3 separate regions of the Mus musculus genome follow, and regions 2 and 3 are each linked to region 1. Evidence: chromatin loops called from intact Hi-C (ENCODE). Cell type or tissue: heart. All regions are shown on one strand.

Region 1 (8,000 bases):
CCCCCGTCCCAGATGCAAAGAGACTGCCAGGCGATATTTTCCTATCGGTACGGAATCAACTGTAAAAGTGTATTTCAGCTGGCAAAATGACTTCCCAGCAGGCAAAGCTTTGCTGAGAACAGCACCTCCTTCACAGAGAAACCCAAATTCCAGGCCCAACTCTTCCTTCCCAAGTCAAACCCGGATCCTGCATGTTTATTGCTGTTTTTCCTGCTGGTTTAACAGTTTTGAGTCCTGCTTTAGAAAGGAGTTTCCACTACTCTATGGGAGGACAAATCATTTCTAAACAGATATATGAGTGCTTCCAAGGGATTTGTGCACCGTGTTAAAAACCCTTCTCCATTCAGCAAACACTGCTGAATGTCAGCTCGGCATGGGGAAGCCCTTGCAATGGCTGGCACTACTCAAAGATAAATTTGGCTGCCTGCTTCCTTGCACAGGAGTGTTCAGGCCTCAGGGATGAAAACTCTTACAGATAATGATGAGATGACTTTGAAGGTCTCTTTCAGCTTCTAGTTCTATCACATGCTGAGCTTCATGGTGGACAGAGAGTTGAAAGAGGCAAGTTCCTGTGATCAAGGGAATGATAAACCTGAACCCAAATAGCAAAATTGTTTATCCATAAAAATGCAGGCAGCTTTCCTTAGCTGTGGGCTCTATATCTGTGGACACTATCAAATGTAGATCAAAGACATTTGAGGAAGCAATTATACACACCCCAAAGAAGAGCTGGCTTTGTTTCCTTCTTATACCCTAAAAAATACAGAAGAACCACTATTTGCACAAAATGTACACTTTGTTAGGCATTCATTATAAGTTATCTAGGGAGGCTCTAACACAAACAAAGCAAGGGGCACAGTTTATAGAGAAACACTATGCAATTTTATATAAAGGGTTTGAGCCTTATATAAAATGGGTTTTGGTGTCCACGGGGCTTCTAGAATCAACCTTTTGGAAATACTGAGAGATGACTAAGAATAATTAAGCTAAGAATAACTAAAACAAAGGGGGTGTAGCTCAGTTGTAGACTATTTGCTTAGTATACACAAGGCCCTGGTTTCTGATGCCCAATCAAGAACAAAACTAGACATGGAGGTACACACCTGTAATTTGAGCATTTGGGAGACTATGGCAGGAGGACCCTAAATTCAAGGTCATTCTCAGCTACATATTGACTTTGAGACCAGGCTGGACTACAGGAGACTAACAAAGCAAAAAGAACAGTCAATATCTACCTTTACACCTAGCACTCAGGATGCAGAGGCATGCAGAGCTCTTTGAGCTGTGAGTCATCTTGGTCTACATAGTGAGCTCCAGGCCAACTTGGACAGGTTAGGCTATATAGTGAGACTCTGTTTTTAATAATAATAGTTGTTGCCACCATCATATCATCACCATCTCCACCACCACCATCATCATGAAACAAAGATGAACTAGTTAGAGCCCAGGGTATGGATGGATTCCAGCCCAGGGAATAAGTGTGATTGAGAGCAAGTCTCATTCCCTCTGTAAACCTGTTTCTATTTCTATAAAATGGGCTGTAAAGACTCTGTAAACTCTGAGAGCCTAAATTAACACACATAGGTGTCTAGGGGCATGGCCAGGGAAGGGCTTTGGAAGCTGGGGCTGCTGAAGGGTGCACTGTTATTTATAGCCCTGTCACACTGGGATGGAGCTTCAACCCTGCCCCACAGAAGCACCTCTGACAAATGATTTATTACAGCAATTGGCGTTTGTACTTACTCATCCTTTATCTGTCCCCGCGGATGGCACAAGGGAACACATGTAAAGCATCTCACTACTGTCAGGCCTCAGAATGGCTCAGTTTGGTCCAGCGTTGAAATGTTTGGTTTGGTCACAGAACAGGTAGGTGTCTCTGTGAACATCTCAGTAAGAAAACACAGTCAGCCAGAGCTTGGGGAGAAATGTACACCTGAGGAACCAACACAGGAGCAGAGGCAGATAGATAGGAAAACTGGGAGCCATTACCACCCTAGATTTGTAGTCGTTGTGGGAGAAATGGGTGTCTAGATTTAAACGAGGATCCCTGGCATATGCAGCACACAGGCACAAACAGGCACAGCCAAGATGGGACTGAGAAGCAGTACACTTGCCTTCTGGTCCTCAGCCATCATCAACCTCTCATCAACCAAACCTGCAGACACCAGAGAGCAAGAGGGCAGTCCTCAAAAAGCAGAGACCCACTCTAGAGACAAGAGAGGAGTGCTTTACAGCAGCCTCCTGCCAGTGTCTGGCATCAGTGGCCCTTCTAGGTAGGCCTGGTAGTGATGCTTCATCCCTGACAGCTCCAGCCTTGTCTCCTCTCTCCTTTCTCTTCCCCCTCTCAGATCAGCACTGGCAGCTGCTTGAGCACTGTCTCTCTTCTAGTACTTAAGCATCATCAAGTCAGAGCCATGGTGTGCTTTCCTTGATAGCTGTTGGAAGCACCTACTTAACAGGCTTCTTGCCTCGTGGGACTGCAGTCAACTCTTTTTTTGGTTTCCAGCTTAGGGAATTAGTAGACTTGGCATTTGAGCAGCCTGAGTTCAGATCTCAACCATGCCCCTCACCTGAGAGTTGTCCTTTTCTGTAGCTTGCAAGATCAAAGATAGAGAGTCTGGGTGTTGTGATATACAGCCTGTAATCTCAGCACTTGGGCGGCAGAGGCTCAAAGGTTGCCACAAGAATCTTTGTTTACAGAGGGAGTTGCTGGTCAGCCAAGCTACATAGAGAGGCCCTGTACCAAAAGCAACCTAAGTAAAGGAAGGGAAAATAAAACAGGTTACACACACACACACACACACACACACACACACACACACACCCTACTGAATCTGTTTAGTGTTGCTCTTACGTACATGTTTAGGAATGACAACTTAGGATTGAACCACATATCAAAGAACTAATTTCTGGAGAAAATTGATTCTTCCTCTCTCAGCAGCCACTGAGCCATTGATTACCTGTAGCTCTTCAGCTAGGAGTGAGGCCGTGTGAAATCTCCCCCACTGACATGGCATGTCACTGATGTTGTCATCATGCAGGTCTTGTTTAGACAACCATATTATTGTGATTTTTGTGGATACTGCTTCCCAATTTGTCTAGGAAACACTATCTAACAGCAGGAGGTCCTTTGGCTCTTAAAATCTTTCCATGCCCCCCCCCATGATGTTCTCTGAGCCTTAGGTGTACAAAATGGCTGTGTTGTAGATACATCAGTTGGGGCTGAGCACCCCACAGTCAGCCATTCTCTGCATTCTGACTAGTTGTGACTTCTGTAATGGTCCCCATCTGCTGAAAGAAGAATATGCATTGAGGAGAGATGAGAGCTAGTTTTAGCTTTAAGTATAAGGATTAGTATTTGTATTTAGAAAACAGTTAGGAGTTATACCAGCTTAAGAAAGTGGCAGTTGTAGGTGCTTCTCTGAAACCTCACTAGTTCTGGGTAGTTGGCTAGATTTACAGTATGATGCACGATTTTTTTCCTGTTCAGCAAGCCTTAAGTCCAACTATAGACTGCTGTTGGTTAGCATCAAGCTATAAGTACCACTATTTCATTTTCAGGGATATCTTGCTATGCTGGTCATTGTTGTGATTCATAGGCATTACAGCTGGGTAGATCCTTTCTTTGGCAGCTTGTATGACACCTTCAGATACTATACGAGCGAGGCTTCAGGTCCAGAGGAGTTCTTCCAAGTCCTGTATATGAAGTGCACTAGGATCTTACTTTCACATTCCAGTGTCTTCACACTAGAAAACACCAAGGGCAATGACAGGAGCCTCTTGGGCTCTCCTGATCTGCAACTTAAAGTGAGATTTCTCATACCTGGCTTTTAAAAAGATTTATTAATTTATTATATGTAAGTACACTGTAGCTGTCTTCAGAAAATCCAGAAGAGAGCGTCTGATCTTGTTATGGATGGTTGTGAGCCACCATGTAGTTGCTGGGATTTGAACACAGGACCTTCGGAAGGGCAGTCAGTGCTCTTACCACTGAGCCATCTTGCCAGCCCACTCTTATATTTTTAAAGCAAGCTTATAAAACAATGTGTTTCCCTATACCTTTTTAAAACATCCTTACTGTCATTTACGTATGAGTACTCTGTCTGCATTTACAGCTGCATGACAGAAGAGGGCAGCAGATCCCATTATAGATGATCATAAGCCACCCTATGGGTGCTGGGGATTGAACTCGGAAACTCTGAAAGAACAGCTGGTGCTTTTAACCACTGAGCCAACTAGCTCTATCCATCGTTTATTTATGTCTCCTTTTTCCCTCTCCTGCTCTGCTGAAGTATTTCCTTCCCCCTCCCAATGCTAATTTATCCCCTTAACCACTAGGTGCTGATGCTTCCAATTTACAGATAGGGAAACTGATATGCAGATAGACAGGGCAGGTTGGAGGTGGGAGGGGCGTTCACAAGGTCGTATAAAGTACGTCAATTAGTGTTCCACATACCTTATGTCCCCCTCCAGTGGCATCTATCTTTCTACCTAGCCAGCTGCCAGATCTCAATGTTTCCTGTTTAAGAGAGAAAACAGCATGTTGTTACCACCATCCCGGCTCCATCTGCCAAATCAGGAGACTCAGGAGGAGCCCAGCCAGCAGAAGGATGCCCAGTCTCTGGGGTATGGGATGCCATTGTCTGTAGTGTAAATACTCCGCTGTGGTCAAGCTACAAGGGCAAAGTCACTGGAAATGAGATTGGGAAGGCATCTACACTGTTAGTTGTCCTACCTAGCCAGAACCATACATAGCCACTTCAGTTTATCGCTACCCTCCAGTCAAGACACACTCTCAGCTTCTCCAAACCACGGTGTCCTTTCCCACAAGAGCCTGCTATTCTCTTAGCCGGGAATTCTATCTCCACCTCTCTCCCAGCCCTCCAGTCTCAGTGTGTTGTTGTCACCCAGAGCTTTGCCTGAAGCTGAGCCTAGGCCAAGAGTCTTTGCTGCCTGTTCTCTTAGAGCAGTGTTCCTTAGCTTCCCAGCCCCCTTCTCTATCCCATTTTGGATGGTATGACTGACTGATACACCTTTCCCTCTAACAGACTGTCAGCGGTGCCTAGCACACACTATGTACCCTAAGCATTTTCTGACCACTGAAAACATGACAGCTGTCTGACCTTGGGCCCTACTGAATAAATAGGCATTCACAGGGTGGAGAGGAAAAGCGGGGCGAACAGCGTGAGCCAGAGCTCCAACGTCTATGGGGAGCACGTTCAGGACTTGCAGGACGGCAGGCATGTGCTATGGCAGGGAGGATGTGTGTGGAGGGCCTGTACTCCAGGCCAAGGTGGCAGTGAGTGTCCTTGTCATCAACCCCACTTCCTAACCAAGAAATTAAAAACTAGAGGCATCAAAAGGGGCTGGAGCAGAGGTCAGCCTTCCCCTTTGCAGATGAAGAGGCTGGGGTCTTTCTTCCCACTCAGTGGCTCTCCTGAGCTTCCTGTGCTAGTCCTACTTACTGATACCAGGTACCCAGACGCTGGCAAACGCAGTAGATCCTTTAGCTTCAGAGCTGAGAGAACTGACTTAAAGCATGACCTAAGACAACCCAGGACGGGGAGGAGAACAATTCTGGCTGTCCTGCCTTCTTTTCTGTTGCTAATGACAATGCTGTAGCTGGGTAAGGACAAAGAAAGGAGGTTTATTTTAAATTGGGATTCTGAGCCAAGGTAGAAGAGACACATCTGGAGATGGTCTTCTTGCTGGCAGAGTCCCAAGGCAGCACAGGGTATCACAGTGACAGGTAGCATTAAAGAGACCCACCAGACCTGCTGTTACAGCACACCCTCCCTTTTGTTCTGTTTTGTTCATTTGTTTGTTCTCTGGGTTTGGTTTTTTGTTTGTTTTGAGATGGGGGTCTCTCTATATAGCTCTGGCTGTCCTGGAACTCGCTATGTAGACCAGACTAGCCTGAAACAGAAATCTGCCTGCCTCTGCCTCCTGAATACTAGAATTAAAGACCTGGCCATAATATATAATATAATATATAATATATACACATACACACACATATATTTGTGTGTATGTATATGTATGTGTATATGTATATGTAATGTGACACCATATGAGACCTGGTATCTGTGGAAGTCAGAAGAGGAAGTCAGATCTCCTGGAAATGGAGTTATGGAGAGTTGTGAGCCACCATGTGGGTGCTGGGAACCAGACCTGGGTTCTCTGCATGAGCAGCGAGTACTCTTAACTGCTGAGACATCTTCCTGGCCCCAGCACATCTGCTCTTGCTGCAACCCTTTATCCCATTTCTTCATTAATCACAGAAACAGAGATTCATGAGGGTAGGGCCTAATCACTTCTTAAAGGTCCTGCCAATACCACTTCTTAATATCTTGCCATGGAGATTCAGTTCCAGCATGCATTTCAGGGAAGACCAGCCATATTTTTAAATTCCAGCTTTGCTCTCGCAACTATTGACTTTTATGGCTTAGACTTTTTTTAAAAATTAATTTATTTTATTTATATGAGTACACTGTAGCTGTCTTCAGACACACCAGAAGAGGGCATCTGATCACATTACAGATGATTGTGAGCCACCATGTGGTTGCTGAGAATTGAACTCAGGACCTCTAGATGGACAATCAGTGTTCTTTACCATGGAGCCATCTCTCCAGCCTGTAGATAGTATTCTTTATCTTGGCCTTAAGATAAGAAATTAACGCTTAACTCATTCTCTCCACAGTTTCCTTCCACCCTCCATTTTCACTAATGGTAAAAGTCTCAGAGAGGATGAGTGACATGCTCAGGGACAGAATGCTAATTTAAAAAGAGCCAAGTGGTACTCTCAGCTCTTGGACCTTTTAGAGAGCTTATTCCTAGGAATGACCCCTCTGATCTAGCCCTTCCCAACTCTAACTCCTTCTTTGTCCTTTGGAAAAAGCTCTTCGAAATGTGCCTCAGTCTTCTCAGTGACTAAACCAGTGGGGAGTGTTGTAACAGTCAGGGTAAGTCATTGCTAACTGCTGTAACAAACAGTCCTCTCTTCTCATCAGTGCCTTAACATTGTGGCTCAGTGAGGTTGGAGAGCTCTGTGCAGTCATTCTGGGCTCTAGCCTGCTGCCATCTTTATTCAGTCTCATCCAGGACAGCCTCATTAATTGATCCTGGTAAGGTACACTGCACTGAATCAGGTAACAAGCCTCACCTCCATCCACATTCCATTATAAGAGCCAATGATGGAGCACCAATAATATCCAAGTGTGCCTCAAAAGAGAAGATACCCCAAGCCCTTATGACTTGAGCCATCCCCTGTCCAGGGATGTGACAGCTTCTGTGACCTCCATTGGTTTCCCTGGAGCAGAGTCTAGACTCCAGGGCTACACCTGTCTTCAGCCTAGACCCTCCTCTGTAAGCTCTGCAATTCCCCCTCCCAACAAGAAGAGATGCCTTCCCTGCCAAGCCTCCTTGAGGGTGGGTGGCTGGTGAGATAATGTAATGATCTTACCACGCTTATTGCCTCTTGGAAGGCAGGTGCTGGAAGAAAACCAAGCCTGCTCTGATTTTTCTCCCTGTTCCCTTCACATTCCTTCCCGGGATAAATTTAACCAGTGGAGCCTAGGATGCCAACTTCTTGTTCTCTGAGTCCATGTCAGAGCATTTGTCATGGATGCAGATGTAGGCTGGGCATGAAGGCCACAGGACCACAGGCCCGACCTCTGCCCAGCCAAGAATATCTGTGATTCATCCCGACTCCCCATGCCCAGTTGCCATGAGCACAACATCTGGGACAAGGGTCTTGAATTCTCCCATTGTATGAGAACATAGAATTTAGAAGGATTCTGAGATCTTGTACCAGGATGCCTGTACCCTTAACAGCTAGCTAAAGACAGATGGTTCAGAGATTCCAAGTTTGGGCTGTGGAGTCATAGAATCAGAAGTCATCAGACTCAAGCAAGTCACCTGCTCTTCTCTCTCCAAACCTATAAAATGGGTCAATAATAGTGCATTATTCATGAGGTTAACTGAGGTAATCTGCATATATT
Region 2 (8,000 bases), 52 kb after region 1:
GCCTCCAGATTCCTGCCCCATTTGAGTTCCTGTCCTTCAATGATGGGCTATTATGTAGAAATGTGAGCCAAATAGATCCTTTTCTCTTCAACTTGCTTTTGGTCACAGTGTTTCATCATAGCAACGGTAACTAACCCTAAGGAAGATGCTCTATAATCTTTAACTAACAGTCTGTACACAGCAAGCCAAAGTTTTGTTGCCCAAGTCAAGCAGTCTGATGTTGGTCACCAAGGAAGGTGTGACCAAGTGTTACGACTCCCTGCTGCTGGAAAGCCCAAGGAAGAATTTTCTTTTAGTTTGAACACAGTGGGTTACCAAGCAGAGAAAATTGACTGCCTACACAGAGAAATCAGCAAACAAAGGCAGAGACCAGGGCCCTTGGTCCACAGAATGGGCTGTGCTTCCCTAAGGATGGAAGGGGAGGAGGCAAGATTGAGGGGTCATATTGCAAGGAGCCTTGAAGGACAGGCTGAAGCCTGTAGGTCACAATCCTTTTGGGGTCACATATCAGATATCCTGCATACCAGATATCTACATTATAATCCACAACAGTAGTGAAATTATATTTATGAAGTAGCAAAAGAATAATTGTAAGGTAGGGGGTCACCACAACATGAGGAACTATATTAAGGAGTCACAGCATATAGGAAGGTTGAAAGCCACTCCTCTAGATGCTTCTGAGAAGAGTAACAAGGCCAAAACCATGCCTTTGAACTCTGGTATCCATCTTCAGATCCAGGTACCTAGACTCCTTTGGACAATTCTTTCAGCACCCCACCGGAAGAAAGAAAAGCCATGTGTCTGTTCATCCCGACCTACATCCCCAGCACCCAAGACAGCGCCTGATGCCTTGTAAAGGTACAGCAAACCGTTGCTGAGTGGCTAGATGGAGAGATAAATAAATCTATCAGCTGACCCTCTCTTCCCGTTACCTTTTTACAGCTTCCCTTTTTTGCTGGGTAGAATAAATTAAAAAATTAAAAAAAAAAAAAAAAAAACAGGAATGTTCTGGACTTTCCAATCTTGCCCACCTCCATCTCCCGACTTGCTCTTCTCACATCTGGTCCTGGGTTAATAAAGAAGTGGTACTCACACACACACACCTATCTTTCTTCTCGAGGTCACCCTCGGGGTCAGGAGTGAAACTATCTCTTGCAAGTGAGAGATCTATGACTCGGTAGTTATGGGGCTTTCCCAGGAGCTGCTGATGGAACGGAGACTTATATTCGGACCATCTGGATACAACTAGTGCCATGAGTCAGGCAAACAGGGTATTGACTGAGGTTGAAGGGTATAGAAAGGGGAGGGACTCAGAGTTCACATCCAAGGACCCAGAAGCTTGACCCACCCCTGTGCCCCCATTCTGTGTCAGGCTGCCATGCTACAATGTACAGCCAGATCCCTCCACCTCCACCTTGCACCCAGTCCCCACGAGGACACTTGTGCACTTGTACAAGCACATGCTCATACAAACACAAAGAGGTAGAAGCAGTAGTTGCCTTAAACATAGAGGCTTTATTATTGTATAAAAGTATTCCCTAGAGAAATTATATTTGTTTAATGTGTATGGATGTTTTGTCTGCATATATGTCTGTGCACAAGCATGCAGTATCCATGGAGGGACTGCAGTTACAGTTTGTGAGCCACTATGTGGGTGCTAAAAATCAAACCAGGTCCTCTGGAAGAGCAGCCAGTGCTCTTAAGAGTTAAGCCATCTCTCCAACCCCAAGCTAATTATATATAAAAGCTGCCCTAAGTCAATGAATAGCCCTTTTCCTGAAGAGGAGACATTGCTCACAGGCAAGATACAAAGTGTTGTCCAAAATCTTTCTGGCTAGCCAGTCAGTTGGATCCCAAGTCCTTTGGGGTAGCATGACTCTGTGACATATCTCCCTGTCCCTTGCAATGAGCTCTGCTGTGGCCCTGTGCAGGGAGTAACTAAAAACTCATCTAAATCTTTGCTTTGGGTTGGTGTGAAGGCTGCTTGGCCACTGAAATTTCCACTCATCTTGGAAATCAAAAGTCCTAGGTGACATTTGAGTGCCTTGTTTTTTGTTTCTGTTTTTTTGGTTTTTGTTGGTTTGTTTCTTGTGGTGGCAGTGGTTTAAGAAAAACTATGACTGCCGATTACAGTTCTCCTGGGGAGGCAGTCTTTGTAGATACTGGATCATCAAAGTCGAGTAATGAACAGAAAAGGCATCATCGAGGCTAGAGAGTGGACTAGGCATCCACAGACGATTTTGTCTTCTCAGCACGGCACTCACGGTACACCAGGAAGGGATGGACCAATGTCAGGAAAATGGCAAGCCCCATCGATACCTGGGGAAACAGGAAAGAGGGGCCACTCCAGCAACTCTGAGTTACTCCCATCACCAACAGAAGGACCAAAGTCCTACTTGGTCTATGGCCTATTTTCTACCTAGACATTAAGGTGACCTGAAGGACTTTAGGTTTATTTTCATGGCTTCTTTCTTTCTTTCTTTCTTTCTTTCTTTCTTTCTTTCTTTCTTTCTTAAGACAGGCTCAGGCTGACCTTGAAAGTCTAATCCATCTCCCAAGTACAGGAATTATAGGATGTACCACCATGCATGACTTAGTCAGTGCTCACGATTGAACTCAGGGTCCTGTGCATGCTAAGCAAGCCCTCTACCAATAAGCCACATGCCAGCCTCTATTAAACCCATTTCAAGGGTGAGGAAGCAATGGCCTAGAGGGCACTAGTGAGCTTTCCCAGGTCCCGTGTGAAGCTGGAGAGGCATCAGTTAGACTACATCTAGATGTTGAGTTAGGGCTCCTGATGCCCTAAGCATAGTCTTGTTTCTTCTAGTGACAGACTTATATACTTACTCTATGCTTTGAGCTTTAAAAGAATTACTACATTTATTTGTGTGTGTGTGTGTGTGTGTGTGTGTGTGTGTGTATGTACATCTGTGTTTGTGTATCTGTGTGTATGTATCTATGTGTGTATGTGTGTGTGTGTGTGTGTGTGTGTGTGTGTGTGTGTGTGTTCAAGTGTCATGGAGCACATGCGGAGGTCAGAGGACAACTTGTAACAGTTAAGTCTTTCCTTCCACCATGGGTCCTAGGACCCTAGCAAGCGCCCTTACCCACTGAGCCATCTCTCCACCCTGACGATCTCTTTTTAATGAGGCAGGCAGGTTCATCAGTAATCAGAACACTGACTCCCGCGTGCAGAGACCTCGGACAAATGTCGTATATGCCACAGTCTCAGGTAGAAGTCAGGGTTAGCCTACAGGTAGAAAACTCTTTGGCTTTGAAATTCTGAGAGGATTTTGCATCCTATTCTGGAGTAACACATATTTGTCCATACTCACAAACTCTTCTCTCCAGGCTTTCTGAGACGTGGTAGCGTGTCAATCCTGCGACCTTAGGAAGCCCCAGCTTGAGCCAGGTCTCTGCCTGTGACCCTAGTTTGAGAAGTGAAACCCTAAATAGTTCCTTTTTGCACTACTGAAGCCTCTAACACATCCAGGCCTCCTGAGCCAGCTTAGAGCGCCCCCTGCTGGGGCCCTGTGCAATAGGTCCAGCCTGGGTAACCTTTCTAGTCAAGGGGCCTACACACAGGCTGGCCAGAAATGGACCCTGCATGGTACTCACATACACAGCGTTGCTCTCAGGGGAGACTTTGAACAGGGGGAACTGTAGCAGAGACACAATAGCTGACAAGGCCATCACCAGCCCAAAGAGCTTTCCAAAATGCTCTGAGGGAAATCTAGGTAGAGAAAGGTTGCAGTGAATTTTACAGATTCCCCCCCCACACACACACACAACTTCTCCCACTCCAAGCAGGGGCCTGATGCTTGAGAACATTTGTCAGCCGACTCCCCTGTCCTAGACCTGCCCTTCACCCATCCATGCAAGCCCTTTCTTCTCCCACTCTATTCAGTTCTAACCCCAAGACACAGAGCAAGTAGTAACTTGAGCCCTACGGGAACAGAAGGGACTCAGGCCCAGGCTAAGCTAAGGCTAAGAAGGTCTTAGGGAAAAGACAGATGCTGGCATTATCAAAAGAAGCAAGAATGGAGTGCCAAGGACACAAAGATGGGAAAATACCTTTCTACCTCTTCTCTGGGAGAGTTAAAACAGAGGTGGGTAGTGGAGGGAAATAAGAGTTCACCGAGTAGACAGAGATTCTCCCTGGACACAGAGACTCTGCTGTGTGAATGTTCCATCCTTCCCACCTGTATCCATATCCAGCCTCGACTCCTTCTACACACACCCTCACCTCCATGTTAATGCTCCCTCCTTCCCACCTGTATCCATACTCAGCCACGGTCCCTTCTAAACGCACCCTCACCTTCAGGCCCACCCCACCCCACAATTTCTTCATGGCCAGCCAACTCTCCTTCTCCCTAAGCTCACTTACGCCAGCGTGAGGAAGGCAGCATTGCATCCATACAGGAAGGAGCGGCTGACCACTTGCAGGATGAAGGTGGCGTACTGTAGCTGCATGACAGGAATGGAGGCACACAGGGCAAAGCCCAGGGACAGCAGAGACGTCAGAGCCAGTGAAGGCACCATGGAGCAGAGAGCCACAGCCTCAGACGAGGAACCTGGTTCAAAAGGAAATAGGGGTGCCTGTAATTGTACCCAAAGGAGAGCAGGAAACTCCAAGAAAGACCAGAATGAACCAAAGAGAACCAGGTCATATCTCAACACCAACTCCTCAGAGTTAATAACTGTCCTCCTACATGTCAGTCAGATGTGTCTGATCGTCTCAGTTCCACAGGGCTTCCTAACTCACTCAGAGTTACAGTGGCCTGTGAACAGGCTCCACGCCCACCGTTGCCCCCTGCAACCCAGAACCAGGGATGATGATGGTGTTGATAATGATTGTTTATACAGAACTGGTAATAGCAAGGGACTAAAGCAACCCAAACTGTCGCCAACAGAGGCACATGGCACCAAGTACAAGCCAGCCACATAGGAGAGAGCTGGGCAGCAGTCATTGGGGTGAGGAGGGTCCCAGAATAAAGAGAGGGTCATAGAAAAGACAACTGCACAACCGTGTGAATGAAGCTCTGCATTTGATCTAAGCAAGGGGCACATATATATGTTTACATAGGTGATTGCTGTATTTTAAAGACCATAAAGAAAGGAGGAAAGAAAGGAAAGCAACTAGCAGAGGAGGAACTGTACGTCACCCTGTTTTGGTTTTCAGGAAATGTAACTGCTTAACCTGTGAGTGTTTTCAACAAAATTCAAAGAGGAAACAAGCAAGCGAAGCAATCCCAAAATATCAGAAACAAACAAACAAACAAAAAAACGAGACCAATGAACATAACTGTGTCTAGTTGGACTCATGTGCATGTGGGCAGCATGTGCACATATATGTGAGTATGCACGTGAGGTCACTGAAGTATAAGAAAGGAGATGGTGGGAGTGCAGAAATAACCCCTATGCGAGAGGGTGACATGCAGGCAGGAAGGGAGACTATCTGGGGAGGATGAAGACCAGCAGGAGGTTGGCAGTGGGCGCAGGGGGGCAGCAGGAGAGAGAGATGAATAAGAATGGTACATACTGAACACACACAATGCCATTGTATATGTATACAATGCCATTGTCATAAATATTGAAAATAAGAAATGTCGTAATGAAGTCCACCACCCACCATGAGAACTTTAAAAATTAATTTAAAAAAGGATCAGCATACAAGGAGAGAGGACACCTGTCTTAGTCAGGGTTTCTATTCCTGCACAAACATCATGACCAAGAAGCAGTTGGGGAGGAAAGGGTTTATTCGGCTTACACTTCCATACTGCTGTTCATCACCAAGGAAGTCAGGACTGGAACTCAAGCAGGTCAGGGAGCAGGAGCTGATGCAGAAGCCATGGAGGGATGCTTCTTACTGGCTTGCTTCCCCTGGCTTGCTCAGCCTGCTCTCTTATAGAACCAAGACTACCAGCCCAGAGATGATACCACTCACAAGGGGCCTTTCCCCCTTGATCACTAATTGAGAAAATGCCTTACAGCTGGATCTAATGGAGGCATTTCCTCAACTGAAGCTCCTTTCTCAGTGATAACTCCAGCCTGTGTCAAGTTGACACAAAACTAGCCAGTGCAACACCTAACCTGAAGATTCTAAATATTGTTTCCCACTAGATAGCCAATACTGGTTGGAGAAATGGCCAATTTCAAGTGTGGTCCAGGAGACATGTCCAGTTAGACAGACCCAAACCTTTCACAGCACTAGACAGCAAGGGCACTGACTAAAGTTGAGCCGTGCCTAAGGGTCCCATATTTTAGACTGGTAAAGTTTCTAGTGGCCAAAGATGGGTCGATGCAAGCCTGAAGAAGAATGGTGAGGGCCAGTGAGATGGCTCAGCAGGTAAAGGTGCCGGTCACCACCCCGGCAACCCATGTTCCATTGCTGGGATCCACACAGTAGGAGAAAACTGAGCCCCGCAAGTTATCCTCTGAACTTTGCCAGCACACCCCAACATGCACCCACTCACCCTCGCAGTAGCATATGCCTTATATGCCTTTAACCTCAGCACTGAGCAAACAGAACTCAAAGTTCTGTTCAAAGTGAGTTCAAAGCCAGCCGGATCATAATGAGTTCTAGGTCAGCTAGGGATATATAGTGAGAGCCAATTTAAACACACACACACACACACACACACACACAGTGGAGACCAGATTGCAGTTGAGAGGAAGAACATTTGCAGAGTACACGAGAGCCCTGAGCCCCATCTCCAGCCCCCAGCACTGAAGAGGAAGGCAGAGCAGGATGCGAGCACGTCAGATAGATTGTAGGGCTTAAATGTGTTTTCAAACAATCTCCCTCAAAAAGAAGGGGAGGGGAGGGGAGGGCAGGGCAGGGGAGGAGAGGGAAGGGCAGGGGAGGGGAGGGCAGGGGAGGGGAGGGGAGGGAAGGATCAAGTAAGATCCTCACGGTATACACGTATGAAATTCTCAAAGGCAAAGTGTTTGGTTTTTTTTAAATAAAACCCATAAAGTTATAAAAACTCAGACACAAAACGAGACCATTGAGCTTCAGTGTGTACACAGCTGGACTCTAAAGACAGCAATCCCACTTGTCTCTGGTGGGATGTGTGGTCAGTGTGTCATTCTGAAACTGGTTAAGCAGAGGAGGAAGGCAAGCATTTACCTCAGTGTAGAGAAACAGGGCGAGAAGCTGTGTCTTCTGGAGGAATTGTAGCTGCTAAAAGCCAGAGGAAAGATGGAAATAGCACCCTAATCAAATCATGGCTCTCAAATTGATCACAGTGGTTGCAAAATCATTAGCTGCTTGGGCTGATGGGAAACTTTATAATGGATGGATCAGACCAAGTTCTGAAGCAACTGATCTATCTCAGTGTCATAACAGCGAAGACCAGAAATAGCAGGGACCTGTGAAGGAACCAGAGAGGCCACAACTCCATTTCTACTTACTCTTGCCAAAAAAAAAAAAAAAAAAACCAGAGTTTCCTCCAAGCTTTGAATCTGCCTATTTACAGAAAATGCCCAATCAAAAGAACCCATTCATGAAATACCCAAAAGATGCCAAGTCCAAATGTGGGAAATCTGAGGAAAAATATCCCACTTTCTTCAACAAATAGACAAGAGGAGGGGTGCTGACGTAAATTGTGAAAGAAAGGAATTTGGGCTGGAGATACAACTCATTGGCAAAGTATTTGCTTGGCATGCATGAGACTCAGGTATCTACTCCCAGTACCAAAAAAGAAGAGGGAGAAAAAGTCTGTTAGCTGGGTATGGTAGTAAGGCTGTAATCCCAGCACTTGGAAAGAAAGATCAGAAGTTCAAGGCCAGCCTTGGATACATAGTAACTTGAAGACTAGCCTAAGCTAGATGAGACCCTGTCTTAAATAAATATTTAAAAATGAAGTTATGAAGGACACGTCAATTGAAGTTTGTCCTTTCAACTTTGAGAAAGTTGTCTGTGTATGGAGCCATTGAACAGCTCAGTCAGGAAACAATGTACTGAAGTCAGCCGGGAGAGGTGAAAGGCAGTTAGC
Region 3 (8,000 bases), 140 kb after region 1:
ATAATGGAAGGAGAGGACCCACTCCTACAAATTCTGTACACACACGCCCTCATGCACACGCGCGTGTACACACACACACACACACACACACACACACACACACACACACACGCTGGGATAACGTTAAATAAGTAAGACCCAGTGATATAACCCGGTATTGTGTTACTGAGTGTTAATTCAAGCTACTCAAGAGGTTGAAGCACAGGAATGTCAAGTTCACGGATCACCTAGGTTAAGCAGCAAGTTCAAAGCCAGCCTGGACATTTCTGTGAGATTGTCGCAAAATATAAATGTAAAACGGTGCTGGAGCTACAGTTCAGCGGTAGAGTTCTTGCCTGGCATTGTTGTACTGGGTTCGGTCCCTTGTGGCCCTGGGGAACGTGACCCACTGACCTCAATTGTGTAGCTTTTTCCATAGGAAATAGGTTAGAAGATGCGTACATTTCAAGTTCAGGGCTCAGACTCAGTTGATAAGATGCAGTCTAGCATGTTTGAAACCCTTGGTTTGATCCCCAGAACCACATTAAACTGTTTTGGTAGCCTGAAATCTCAGAAATCAAGACGGGGAGGCAGGAGATCCTCTTGGTTACACAGCTGGGATACGATGCATGAGCCCTTTCCCACTTTTCCACCAAGCCATTACGCCTTCCTTGCCCCTCCCCTAGGTCCTCGAGTGGAGTTCCCGACCGTGTCTCAAGCCACTCTCTTCTCTTTCCATCCCCCACCCAGGATGACTTGTTCGCGGACCTGGCCAACCTGAGCCACCTCTTCCTCCACGGGAACCGCCTGCGGCTGCTCACGGAGCACGTGTTCCGCGGCTTGGGCAGCCTGGACCGGCTGTTGCTGCACGGGAACCGGCTGCAGGGCGTGCACCGCGCGGCTTTCCACGGCCTCAGCCGCCTCACCATCCTCTACCTGTTCAACAACAGCCTGGCCTCGCTGCCGGGAGAGGCGCTGGCCGACCTGCCGGCGCTCGAGTTCCTGCGGCTCAACGCCAACCCCTGGGCGTGCGACTGCCGCGCTCGGCCGCTCTGGGCTTGGTTCCAGCGCGCGCGGGTGTCCAGCTCCGACGTGACCTGCGCCACCCCGCCCGAGCGCCAGGGCCGGGACCTGCGCGCGCTGCGCGACTCCGATTTCCAAGCGTGCCCGCCGCCCACGCCCACGCGGCCGGGCAGCCGCGCCCGCGGCAACAGCTCTTCCAACCACCTGTACGGCGTGGCCGAGGCTGGCGCTCCCCCCGCAGACCCGTCCACGCTCTACCGAGATCTGCCCGCCGAGGACTCGCGGGGGCGCCAGGGCGGGGACGCGCCCACCGAGGACGACTACTGGGGGGGCTACGGCGGCGAGGATCAGCGGGGCGAGCAGACGTGTCCCGGGGCCGCGTGCCAGGCGCCCGCAGACTCGCGTGGCCCCGCGCTCTCGGCCGGGCTGCGCACCCCTCTGCTCTGCCTCTTGCCCCTGGCGCTCCATCACCTCTGACTGCGGTGCTTAGACGGAAGAGGCCACGCCTTGGCCCCGCTCCCCTTCTCTGCCCCAAGGAGCCTCAGCTCCATCTTCGCCTCTTGTTTGCGACCCGGCCTGGTACCTTTCCTAGGCCTCCTCGCTCTTTTTCTTCCCCTGGACCAGGCTGCCTCATTTGCCTTCTGGGCTGTTGTGACTTAAGTATGGCAGCCCTTAAGACGGTGTGTAAGGTGGTTTGGCTCCGTTCGCCCTGATTCTAGCCATTAACTCTTCCTCCCCCATCCCAAGGCTGGGACTTGGCACCCCGGGCAGCCGTTGCTCCTCTCTCCAAGGGCCCCACAGTGGACTCGAAGGGGCTTTTGTCTGCAGAGCACCTTCCACCAGCAGAGCCTTTGAAAGCTCCCGCTGGGAGCCTCTCCTCCTTCCCTTGATCAGAGGGATGTCTCAGCAAGGCCCAGGCGGCCCCTGGACCCTGCTTGTCCTGATCCCTTCAGCCTCCTGCCTCCTGACACGGGAGGAATACTTTTCTCCTAAGTCTACCCAGGACACTTTTTAGGGTGCCTGGACAGAGTTTCCTCTCCACCATGGCCCCTGTGTGGTGAAGATCAAAAGAAATTGTTTGGGGGAAAATTTATTAAAAAATTCTATTATTTTATCTCCTGTAAGATTTTTTTTTGTTGTTTTTTGTTTTGTTTTGTTTTTTGTTTTTCCTCAAGACCTCAAAGGCAGCGGGGCAGTGGTGGCATGCATCCTTAATCCCAGCGCTCAGGAGGCAGAGGCAGGCAGATCTCTGCGAGGCCAGCCTGGTCTACAAAGAGAGTGCCAGGACACCCAAGGCTGTTACACAGAGAAAACCTGTCTCGAAAAAGAGACTTCAAAAGCAGAAGTAGTACTTAGACCTGAAAGAGAAGCCACCAGTATTTCCTGCCACACCAACGTCCCCTGTCCTGGGCCTCAAGGTCATTCTGATCCCCCCAAACCTTCTGTTTCTTGAGTTAGCTGGGTGTTGGATATGTGTATTGGTGGCACCAATTTGCCCAAGAGAAGCAGCTACCACCAGCCCTGAAGTGTTTGGTGGCTGAGCAAGGAGTGGAGGTGCCTGGCTAAAAGGTCTCCAAGAAAGAAATGCAGCTCCCACTGTCCCCACCAGGAGGCGTTGTAACTTAGATATCCAAGGTCACAAACAGCCTAAATATGGCTGTGGGCATCTCTGGAAAAGGCAGGTCTTCCTCAGGAGAGCACAATGACACCACAGAAGACTGAAAGAGCAGAAACTAAAAGTAGATTTCAGCTCGTGTTTGCCTTCTTTGTTGAATGCCCCCCCATATGAAGTATTCAACAGCCATCTGGTCTTTCTCTCTTTGCTCCAGTGAGATAGAAGCCTTCATAGGTGGATCGAGCCAAGGAAGCAGTTCTCTGAGCAGATTACAAGAGGCTAAGAGGTTAAGGTAATCAAGAGACCAAGATTTCAAGTTGGGTTGCCTTACACTGCAATGTGACTGGGAGCTCCCTCTCCTGGGCAAGTAAAGAGGCTGGGGGCAGGGCTCAAGGCTTAGCCTTGAGACTCATCAGATGGAAAAGATCTAGGATCCAGAGTTAAGGATGTAAGCTGAGAGGTGGGAATGGCAGAACAGGAGAGACCCGGGTGCTAGGGTTTCAGGACTGAGCTACTTCTATAAGGCTGACCAGTGATGTGCATGGATGATTGGAAGAGGTGGTAGACACAGGGAGGATTGGTCTCCAAAGCCTGTAGCAGAGGGACTTTAGATGAGAATGTGAAATGGATGAGAGACCAATGAGAACAGAGGTCAGAACTGGAGAGCTCTAGGCTCAGGGTCTTATAAGGGCCTGTGTTAGGCTGGCTTTGAGAAAGCTCATGAGGGAGACTGGGAGATGAAGGGGGTGGAGGTAAGGTAAAGGGAGATGTGAGCTAGGAAAGAGCTGTGTTGGAGGAGGGGCTGCTGGGCCAGGGCAGGGGAGGGGAGTCTGCTGGTAAATCAGAGGCAGGCTGTCCAGGTCACAGAATTATCGTTGTGAAATATTCATGGACCTTCGGTCCAGATGCTATTTCAGAACAAGGAGAGCAGGAGGAGTGTGTGAGGGCCTCAGGAAGCAGCCTAGAGCAATACTGCTCCCCACTCCCCGCCCCACAGCCACTGCTAGCCCAGACCGACCAAGGGACGCCCATCACGTGCACACTCACACTCTCTAGCTCTCCCTCACACTCAAGCACGCGTGCTTGTGCGCGCGCGTGCACGCACACACACACACACACACAAAATGGAGCTTTTCGGCAAGTGTAAGCACACCAGCCACCCACGGGTCCCACAAACAGGCAGATGCACCTCAGATATGTGGACCTAGACCCACACCCTCTCTCTCATCCAGATCCCCACCCTCAGCAATCTCACAAGCTCAGATCCCCAGCTTCTCCAAACAATCCAGATTGACAGCTGTGAGCCATATACCCCAAAATAGAAGAGATGGGCAAGACTGTGTATCCCAACCCCCACCAATGTCCTGATAAGGAAACTGAGGCCAGAGGGTCCAGGAATGAATGCATCCATTCCTGACTCCTGAAAGAAACAAAATCCATTCACCTCCCACATTCTGTGAGTGTGTCCCCATTCTGCATGCTTCATTTTTTTCCCCCAGACACCCAGTGTGGTTGGCTTTAGCTCCTCCCTTCTCTAATCTCCTCCATCTAGTCAGTTCCCAAGCCCCCCTCCTGGCTCCTGTCCATCTTCTCCTTCCTAGCCCCTACCACCTCCCTGCTGAAGCTCATTACCTCATGCTTAGAATATAAATGAAAAGGGAAGTCAGCTCTACTCAGCTTTTTCTACACTCCCACCCTCCAACCCAGCCTGCCCACAGTTACCAGACCTCATCTGGCCAGACTGTACACTGTGTCACTATGTCACTCTGGAACCTATCGTGGCTCCCCCACAGCCTTCAGACTCAAGGTAAAACACCTCATCCGGGGATCAGAGGAGTTTCTCTGTCAGGAAGAAGCTGCTATTCAAACCTCCTTGCCTTGATGGCCAACAGCCAGCCTCAACAGCCAGCCTTCTCTAAAGCTTGAATGTTTGTGGCCACCTGGCTTGGTATGCTAGAAACCCAGAAATCTACTTTCAGTGCTCCCTAAAGTTCTTTCATCTCCCCCAAACTAGGAAACTCCTCCCTGCTCCTCCTCAGATAACAGACTACAGAGCTCTTCCTCAAAGCCGAGGCTGCACCTTCCTGCCCATAGGCAGGGCTCTTTTCATTGCCCTTCAAACTACAGAGATGAAGTAGCCCAGAGGATGGCTGCCCCCTACTGGCCGTCACGGGAAGCACAGACAGGCTTTGTCACCACAAACTGCCGAGTGAGCATGCAGTCTCCTGGGGAGAGGAGTAGAAGGACGCCAGATGACAAGCTTCATAAGCCCTTAAGCTTCTCAGGTTCTTTCACTCAGACTGGGGGTGAGGGTGTTTTCAGCCCGGTTTTCTGAGCAGCTGGCTCCCCACTTTAGATCTCTAATCTGTTAGAGAGCTCTTTTATAAAACATGAAAAAAAAATGGGGCTTCCAGGACCCTTTAGAAGGGAAAGTTGGCCAACAACTTTTGAAAGGCCACAAAAGCAGAGCCAGACCAGGTGGCAGGCCCAAGGTCCAGCTGGGGTCAGGTTTCTCTATGAATTTTTAATGCTTCCAGCCAAACCTGTCAGATGTCCTGAAACCTGAGCATCCATCTCCTTCCTTCTGTACCAGACGCCCTTGTCTATCCCACTGTTCCTGGGGAGTGGGCCAGAGAGGGAACTCTGGGATCGCTATGCTCAAGGAAAGTGGTTTGGGGTAGTAGAGGGTTCTCCTACTTCCTAGCTATGTGACCTTGGCAAATTACTTCTCCCGATATCCCTTTTTGTTGGTATTGTTGGTTTGGACATCTGGGTGGGGGAGATCTCTGATATAACTGAGTTGTAGTTGGGGAGCAAGCATCCAGCAGGTCGCAGGAAAGGGGAAATAGCCTGTATTTGTCGGCACCATCTTCCCACAAGCCCTGTCTCTTCTCATCTTCTTTTCTTCCACCCCTAGAAGTGGCTTTGCCTCTTTGTTTTGAAGGTAGGGCTCCAACTGCTTTTGTTGTCTCCAGTCACCTCCAAAAAGCCTGAGCCTCAAATTTCTCCCAGGAGCTACAGATGAGAAGAGAGGAGAATGTGGATCAGAAAGTCAACAGTAGAGAGCTGATGAGTGGGGAAGTAGAGATGGGGCAAAAGAGGGGAGAACCCTGAGGTGGGGCAGGAGAGAAAGGGGGCCATCTTAGAGAAGAGCCAGGGGCAGACTCACCCTTTTATCTCGGATTCTTCCCCTCCCCCTTCCCTGTTGCCTCCGCTTTCTTTTTTTCCACCTGGCATCTTCTCCAGGCCAGATATCATCACACCAGAGACAGCCATAGTGTGCGGGGGGGGGGGGGGGGGGGGGCTGTAGAAGGAACTGGGTCCCTATTTTTTTCAGTCCATTTAGCCTTTGCACTGTGTTTCAAAGGTAAGGGCCGTTTTATCTGATTAGGAGGGAAGCTGGTTCCTGAGCCCCCTCGACCGACCAACCGACCGCTGCTGAATCAGATAGCTGGGGGTGCGGGAATCTGCTTTTTTTTCAAGCGGGGAGCTACTGTAAGTGCACTTAAGACTGAGAATCTTGTGAGTGGGGAGGGGAGGAAAGAGGGGAGCAGGCAGCAATGCAAAAGAAAGTTAGAGGTCCTCCCCAAACATACACACATGGAGGAAGCTGTGAGTGAGAATTCTGTGTAGACAGTGGGTACAAATAAAAGATGGAGGATGATAGAGACAGACGTGCTTGCCTGTAAACCCAGTACTAGGGTGGGTGGGGCAAGAGCATAGCAATGAGTTCGAGGCCAGCCTGGGCTATATAGGGAGTTCCAGGCTAACCTGAGCTAGAAATTGAGATCCTGTTTAAACAAAAACACAAGACAGATACTATGAGGAGTGAAAAAAGAGGGATCCAGGTCATATAGGGGTGGGAGGTGGCCAAGATGAGTCTGGGAAGTAGCCGGGGGCAAGACTTTAACACATGCAGGTATGACCACCCATGGCCACCTGAGATTCTGCACTGCTGGACCCAAAATTCAGAGAAGGACAATCACAGACAAACCCTCGCTAGTTTTCTGAGAAGGACCAGAGAGCAAGCGTTTCATTCCTCAAGACCAGTATGCCTCTATAGGGTGAATCCCAGGAATCTATAGGTTCGTGTGTGTCACCTCCTTAACCAGGGCCCTCTGCACCCGCGGGGATTCAGCTGTGTCCAGCATCCTTCTGACCTGTTCTCTCCGGCAGCCCCCAGTCCCAGCTCATCTGCATAAAGTTCCAATTAACACGTTTCCCCAGAGCTGTTTGCGATCCCTGAACTCGCTCCCAACCCAGAGAGCGCTTCCTGCCGCCCCCTCGTCCCTCGGATCGCAGCCCCATTAACCCCTGAGCCCCAGGCGGTTCCCCGTGGCCTCTAGCCAGTCCCTCCGAAGGAGCAAGCGAGCCCGGGACGCATCCCTGGGCGGTGGACCTCTCAAAGGGCGGGGCAGAGGCTGGGGCTCCTTGGGAAACCACAGGCGCTTGCCCGCCCCTCTTTCTGGGAAGAGATGAGGAGGGGGACTTCTCCCGGGAGACTCGGGCGTCGAAATTCCTCGTTCCTCATCCTCCGGCCCCCGCACCCCTCCTCCCGGCAAGGCACCCTCTCCCCTCCCCAGCCATCTGTTCCTCTAGGCAGCGCCGCGACAAACACGGCTCTAGCTTGCTTCCGTCCCTACCCAGCCCCCTCCCCAAACTCTCCCATCCCCAGGAATGGAACAATGATGACACCCCTCTCCTAGAAGGTCCACACGTCGACCTCCACCTCTCACTCAGCCCCTGCCTCAGCTGCGCAGAGTTAGCTGTGGAAGTCCCTTTCCTCCGGAGGGTCCGTGGGGCCTGAGAGAGAGTGCAAGACTGGTGGGTCTGGGAAGAAGAGACGTCGAGAAAGGGCAGAGCAACCAGAGGTAGGGAAACTGAGGCATAGGTGCCAGAAGCGTGGATTTCAGCACAGTGGTCGGGGGTTCCCCTACTGGCTTGCCACCCCCTACTTGGCCACCCTCAAACACGTAGCGCCGCCTGCTGGGCATACTGAGTACCGCGCGCCCACACGCTGGGCTTCCACCACCTGCCTTCATCAGAGAACTGACTGGTGGGATGCCAAACAGGTCACTAGATGGCTTGAGGCTCACAAAATTAGAGTCCTGGGCAGAGAGCAGGGAGACCCCGGCAGGGCCTTTGGGAGCTAGCCAGCCTCACTGACAGGATTTCTCCCATTCTGAGATTGTGTGTGTGTGTGTGTGTGTGTGTGTGTGTGTGTGTGTGTGTGTGTGCACAAAAGGCCACATAGAGAGTCAGGAGTCTGCTTAAAGCAACCATCTGCTGCGTGACTTCTCTCCAGACCTCGTGCAGTTTTGTCATTTGAAGATGGGTGGGCCATTCTTTATTTATTCCTCAAGAGAACTCAGAACGAGCAGGG

What was found. Hi-C counts contacts between places; a loop is a spot of excess contacts. Peaks named below come from ENCODE experiments on the same cell type or tissue, not always from the same donor. Only the 100,000 strongest peaks of a DNase experiment are listed, where the experiment ranks them.
Region 2: it touches region 1 in a loop (5-fold over the local background); 25 of 42 quality-filtered maps call a loop at or near these places.
Region 3: it touches region 1 in a loop (4-fold over the local background); 8 of 42 quality-filtered maps call a loop at or near these places.

Annotation. Positions count from the first base shown.
Region 1 is chr2:85,004,091-85,012,090 of GRCm38, reverse strand. All of the region lies in intron 8 of P2rx3 (purinergic receptor P2X, ligand-gated ion channel, 3), which reads left to right. Among named protein-coding and RNA genes, the nearest start is that of Gm39868, 16 kb to the right of the region's middle. In heart, a CTCF peak has its summit at 4,127 (motif pointing right); a DNase peak (open chromatin) is centred at 5,317; H3K27ac peaks cover 2,397 bases.
Region 2 is chr2:84,952,005-84,960,004 of GRCm38, reverse strand. It overlaps Slc43a3 (solute carrier family 43, member 3), which reads right to left. Exons shown (of 13, transcript NM_021398.3): 11 at 4,388-4,574; 12 at 3,619-3,733; 13 at 1,496-2,319. The coding sequence ends at 2,221. Among named protein-coding and RNA genes, the nearest start is that of Slc43a3, 19 kb to the right of the region's middle. In heart, CTCF peaks have their summits at 2,720 and 3,523 (motif pointing left); a DNase peak (open chromatin) is centred at 3,534.
Region 3 is chr2:84,865,425-84,873,424 of GRCm38, reverse strand. It overlaps Rtn4rl2 (reticulon 4 receptor-like 2), which reads left to right. Exons shown (of 3, transcript NM_199223.1): 3 at 730-1,479. The coding sequence ends at 1,479. Among named protein-coding and RNA genes, the nearest start is that of Rtn4rl2, 17 kb to the left of the region's middle. In heart, CTCF peaks have their summits at 1,021, 2,625 (motif pointing right), 4,773 (motif pointing left) and 7,609 (motif pointing left); DNase peaks (open chromatin) are centred at 1,024, 4,794, 6,954 and 7,604; H3K4me3 peaks cover 2,278 bases; H3K27ac peaks cover 1,864 bases; H3K27me3 peaks cover 8,000 bases.